2 separate regions of the Homo sapiens genome follow, and region 2 is linked to region 1. The links are chromatin contacts, found by POLR2A ChIA-PET in ENCODE. All regions are on one chromosome and are shown on one strand. The core of a region is the stretch at or near the end of the contact, and the rest is flanking DNA. Distances in the headings are between cores, read along the strand shown.

Evidence for each region. ChIA-PET counts read pairs that join two places held with the same protein, here RNA polymerase II (POLR2A).
Region 2: POLR2A ChIA-PET joins it to region 1 with 14 read pairs in activated T-cell. The contact joins two enhancer-like sites. POLR2A ChIA-PET finds 5 or more read pairs at or near these places in 2 of 52 experiments (activated CD4-positive, alpha-beta T cell and activated T-cell).

The regions. Positions count from the first base shown.
Region 1 is chr5:66,931,824-66,934,760 of GRCh38, forward strand. All of the region lies in intron 4 of MAST4 (microtubule associated serine/threonine kinase family member 4), which reads left to right. Among named protein-coding and RNA genes, the nearest start is that of MAST4-AS1, 71 kb to the right of the region's middle. Within about 2 kb of position 1,413, at least 2 of the 41 ENCODE cell types and tissues checked have a DNase peak (open chromatin) inside an H3K27ac peak, as active enhancers do.
Region 2 is chr5:67,236,803-67,239,739 of GRCh38, forward strand. No RefSeq gene overlaps it. Among named protein-coding and RNA genes, the nearest start is that of TILRLS, 30 kb to the right of the region's middle. Within about 2 kb of position 1,494, at least 2 of the 41 ENCODE cell types and tissues checked have a DNase peak (open chromatin) inside an H3K27ac peak, as active enhancers do.

The DNA.
Region 1 (2,937 bases), core at 163-2,662:
CTGAAATTACAACCAGAATAATACTGACACCTGGTGATCCCGTAGTGTGATCTCACCAAAGCTTTAAAAGTACATGGAAGGAGCCCTGAAACCACGTTATCTTCAGGGAATTATAGTTAGTATCCAGTTTTGTTTTTTCAGGGGTGAGGAGGAATGGTATGAAGTATATCTTCAATAGCTTAGCTGGTAAGAAACATCACACTGACTTCCTCCTTCAGTGAACGATCCCTTCTGAATTGCTCTAAATAAAATCTTAAGTAATGAGGGCTTTTTATAGATAATCTGTTTGTCAAACTGCAATTTGAATTATTTGAGAGGTTTCTGAGGATGAGTAGGTAAAAAGTCTTCATCAGGTCTGTCACCGTTATCAGAAACATGCCAAAACCTTATCAGTTTATATGAGGTTGGCCTTTTCATTGGGAATTCCCAATTGGGCATGGAGAGAGGGGTTCAGTCCTAGAAATGAATGGCTTGTTTTATCTTCTAGTTTACTTACTCAAACAGTAAATTCATAAGATGGCTATTCCATAGAAGACTTCAGTTTCATTAGTTTATTTTAGCTGGATAACATGTGATTGTGGAAGTGGAGGTGACTGAGATCTCAAGGCTACCCCACAGGTTGTATATTTCAAGAAATAACAGTTTGTTTTCTCATGAAAATTGAAAGGGAAAAGTAGAGAAAAAACGATATGAGATAAACACGTGTTGAAATTGTGCTTATGCTTTGAATTAAATTCCTTGCATGGCTGATTCTTATTTAAGGCCAGAAATGATGAAACCTTGATCTGAAAGCTGCATTATAAACTGAAGAGATGATGAAAGTTTTCTCCATATTGGGGTTGGTAATTAGCTATGCGTGGGTCATGGGTTGATGATTAGTTCTGTTCCTCAGAGCATGTCTGCAATCTTTGACATCTACTTAAGCTATGTAAATAATTTACACAGTTTTTATTCTGATTTTTCTATTAGTCTTTGATAGAGTGAAACCTGATATTTTCTTTGACAAACCATGAAATTTAGCAATTAAATCTTTTTATTCATCTGAAGTCTGTACTTGGTGAAAATAAGTCTCAACAAAACATTGTGTTGGGGCTTTCAAAATATTATTTAGTGGTTCTTTGGCATCTAGTAAACATAGCTTTTCATAATTATTTCTAATCTCCTCATAGTTATAGCCTTTAATTCTCACCTAAATAAGAATCATATTTTGAAACCCATAGACATTGGGAAACCAGAGATTTTTTGCCTCTTCAACACCTTACTTTTGCATATCTCAAGTTTATTATTTATTACTACATTTAGTCTTCCATAGATTCTGTTCATATCTCTTTAACTAAAGTAAGCTAAGTACTTACAGTTCTGATAAACTCCCTATGCCTTCATTGCACTTATATGCCCCTTTTATATGGAAACATCTCTAGTAAATATTTCAGTGGTGACGAACTGTTTTCATAATTTGACTCACTGGAAGTGAGATCATGAGATTTGGAATTGCAGATACATGCATTTCAACTTCCATCAGCAAAACCTATTAATAATTGTTCTACATTCTTTTATTGCTGCAGGAAAAAAATTATTTTTGGTCCCAACTTATTTTTCTCTTGATTGCATGCCATCATCTTCTCCTTATTAATTAAATAATGCACCTCTTACAAACTATTCTTATTCTCTCTTGTTTGGGTATTCTTATCCTGGAATCAGTGGATAGCTTTCTGAACTCTGTGAATTCCCTGAAATTGTATATAAACATGTGTGCATGTTGCTCTCTCATGGACCTTCTCCCTCTTCCTAAATCTTAGGCTTCTTGTGGTACTGTGATCTGCCTGACACTTGTTCATTATGGAGTACCTAATGGCAAAGTGGCCACATGTGGAGATTGCTGAGTTCAGTGCTTCCCAAACCAAGTGGTAGTAGTTTGTCTTTATATTTAGAGGCATTCTTCTAATTTAAATAATGTATGAATGTCTTTAAAAGAAAAAAATCCATACCCACAATGTTGACTTATACAGTTTTTATTTTAATGATACTTTTTTTGCTTTTATCTATTTTTTTGAGATGAGGTCTTGCTGTGTTGCCCTGGGTGGTGTTGAACTCCTGGCTTCAAGTGATCCTCCAACCTCAGCCTCCTGAGTAGCTGAGATTACAGGCATGAGCCACCACACCTGGCTTTAATGCTACTTTGTTTATAAAGAAAAAAGTCAGATATAAACTTCTGTGTTTAACAGTTTTTCTGCTAAAACAATTTAAAATAAATACAACATAATTGCAAAAAAAGTAGCATGTAAAGTAACAATATGAATTTAATATTGCATATTAATGATGATACTCTGCTGAGACTAAATCACCCTTTACAATGTGAATATACTATTGACTACTCTGGCAGAGGCTTCCTTTATTTTATTTTATTTTATTTTATTTTATTTTTTGAGTTGGTATAGTTATCATAGGCAATCTCAATTCTCCTATAACTTTTCTGATACAAAGCCTTTAGTGATGATTCCATGGTATTCCATAATATCATTTGGTCCTCACTTCATTTGTGTATTAGACCACTGATCTTTTCTCATTAGCTCAGGGAAATTGAAGTAGTAATATTTAGCCAGCTTGATTATTAGCACATATGAAACATGGCACTGAAATCATGGGGCAGTCTGAAGTTAAAGGATAGTAATCATACATTTCCTGTTTTGTAAGCCTGTTAACGACACGGCAACAAAATTTTTAAAAATGTATTAAGTATTCATATATCCCTGAATTTTTTTTTTTCAGATTGCAGTTTGAGGAAGACTGGCATAGCATATACTAAGAGTAAGAATTGGTGCAGATTACTTTTAGTGGATTAACTGCATAAACCTAAGCTTTGCATTTTTTGGTATTTGGCTTTGGCTGTCTCTTTTTCTAAACCCAGCCTTGCTCTTAGCTGTGTCATCTGCTACA
Region 2 (2,937 bases), core at 244-2,743, 310 kb after region 1:
GATTGTGAGGAGGAGAGTGGGACAGTGGGAGTGGGATGGTGGTCAGCCCTGGCTCTGAGCTGCTCCAGGGCCTTACCCCTGCCTGGCTTCTGACAGCTGTTCTCCCTGCTGGACAGTGGCTTCACCACTGGCCTGGGGCAGCAGGGGCTGGATAACCAGGTCATGTCAGCTTTAAGAGGGACATCTGACATATGCTTCTCTGCAGTTTCTAGAGTTCAATGGTAGGTTTTAACAAATATTTGCTAATTCAATGGAGTCAAACTCTGGTATATGAACTGGGAGTGCAGTCATGAAGAAATCACAGCAAAACCCTGTCCTTGAAGAACACATATTGCAGGTGATGAGACAGGAAATCAGCAATAGAAATAAAACACATAGAAAGTTAGGTGGTGAAATGTGCCATAAAGAAAAAGTTAGGTTGGGAAGGTGGTTTGCAATTTTAGATGAGGTGGCGGAGGAAGGCTTCTCTGAGCAAAGACCTTCAGGATGGAAGGGGCCATGGTTTTGAGATGTGAGAGAAAAGCATTTCAAGAAAAGGGGAGAATTTGTGCCAAGATCTCGAGCTGGGTATGCACTTAGCATATTGGGGAACAGCAAAAAGGCTGGCATGGCTGCAGGGGGAGTCTGTGGGGGCTGGGAAGTGGGGTGCTGGCACGTTGTATAGGCCCGAGTGGACTTGGCCCTCCACTCCGCATGAGATGGAAAGTCAAATGTATTCCGCTGACCCTTGCTGTGCACAACTCTTTTCTCCTGCCCTTCCAGTTGCAACTCACCCATGCTCAATGTGGGACATTTTGTAAGACAACTGGCCTGGACACATGTAAAAAAGTCACTATCATTAAAATAAAAGGTAAGAGAACTGGTCTTTATTAAAAGGGCCTAAAGAGCTATAGTAATCAAACACCATGCTTGAGTTTTTGGGATAAGGAAAGCTATTGGAATGTGGACTAACAGTAGATGATATTATGAATTACTCTTAATTTGTTAGGTGTGATAATGGTATTAAAGTCATGTAAGAGAATGTCCTTATTTTGAGAAAACAAATGCTGTGAAATATAGGAGTGAAGTGTCATGATATCAGCAACTTACTTTTAAAGGGTAAGGCCAACACACACACGGCCACACACACACATAAGATCAAATGGATACATAGATAGATAAAGCAAAAAATGCTGAAATATGAGCATTTGGTGAGCGTAGGTGATGGGTGTGTATGTATTTGTTGTACTAGTCCATCGCCTTTCATTTTTGAACATTTTCATATTAAAAAGTTGGGGGAAAATCATCTATGCTATGGTCTGTTTCTTTTGGGTCTGTTTTTGGTTGCTGTTATTCTCATGAGTTTCTGTCCAGCCCCCTAGGTCATTTATTTACTCCAGATGGGAAACGTTTGCTGCGGGAGACTCAAAGGAGACACTGAGTGCAAGGATTTGGGTGAGGTGTCAGAGTGGGTGGCATTCCAAACCCTATTGGGCTGGTGGGCCCCTAACAGGACAGGACTTGGAGTGAAAGGATGGCGGATGACTCACGATTTTACGAGACACTTCCAGGACAAGGAGAAGGCAAAGGAGAGATGCAGCCTTGGAGAGCCTAATTCCTCTCTGGAGTGCGTGCTTTTCCCTGATGTCAAGATTCTAAATTATTCCACTGTTTACCTGCTGCGTGACTTGACAAAAGGGTAATGTGATTTAGAAACTCAGCGGTCATCCAGAAAGTCTATTTTCAGCCAGGCGGTTACCAGGCAATGTCAGGGGATTGGACTCTGCTATGTTAAATCCCAAATTTAATCCAGGAGCTGATGTGTCTGTGAATATCAGAAAAGCACAACAGCCTTTTGCGTGGGTCGTATCAATTCCATACAGTATTTTCCTTGCGGAAGTAAGAATTAACACATCCAGAAAGCTAGGCTTAGCACCTTTGGATCTCCTGATGAAAATTTCAGCATATTGTTAGGATGTGAGCATTTATATACATACCCTGCTCTGCCTGCTACACAAGACAGAAAAATAAAAAATTACCCTGGAAGAATAACTTAGATCTTGGAGAAAAGAAGAATGCAGGTGGCAATATATAAAGAATTCCCTGAAGATACAGTTTGCAGCCTTTTCCTTTGTTTTAAAAAGTCTTTTGTTTTGCTGCAGCAATAGAAATAAAATATAAACATAATTTGAAAGTAAGAGGAGAAGCAGAAAGATAGTCTTTGTTCATAGGTTTGTCTGTTTTGGAGACGGTAATCATAATGACAAACCCAAGGACAACTAATATTTATTGAGTGCCTACTGTGTGCCAGGCATAATAAGCACTTTATACCCTTAACTAATTTAATCCCTGTGACAAACCTATTAGGAAGCTGCTATTATTATCCTCATTTTAAGGGAGCTGAGGCCCAGAGAAATTAAACAACTTGTGCAAGGTCACATGGCCAGTAATTAACAGAGATAATATTCAAACTGTCTCTTGAGGTAAGCTAAATAAAACTCTATCCTATTTTTTGTAGAGCCATATATCTTTATTCTCTCCTTTCACTATGGTAAAGTTTGTTCTGGTCCCTCTGTAGGATTACAATATGTTGAAAATGCGGGTCCCACGTAATTCTACCAAGTCAGATCACTAAGTAGCCTTGTCAGGGGAGGGGTTCCCAATTCGTGACTCTGGACCTTGGGGCATCAATGATTTATTGTTATCACTAACAATAGCTCGCTATGTGTCATGTCTTCTGCTACATATTTTATGTTTTATTTCAGCTTTTAAAAAGATTTTCATGATTCATGATTGTTGTAAAGCAGGACTAGGCTGTATGTACATATTTGAAATGAAAGTTTCACAAAACATCATTTACCTTTACTATGTGTGACACACTTTGCTATTTTTCATTTAATCTATTTTATTTAAACATGCTGACTGTGGCCGAGTGCAGTAGCTCACGCCTGTAATCCC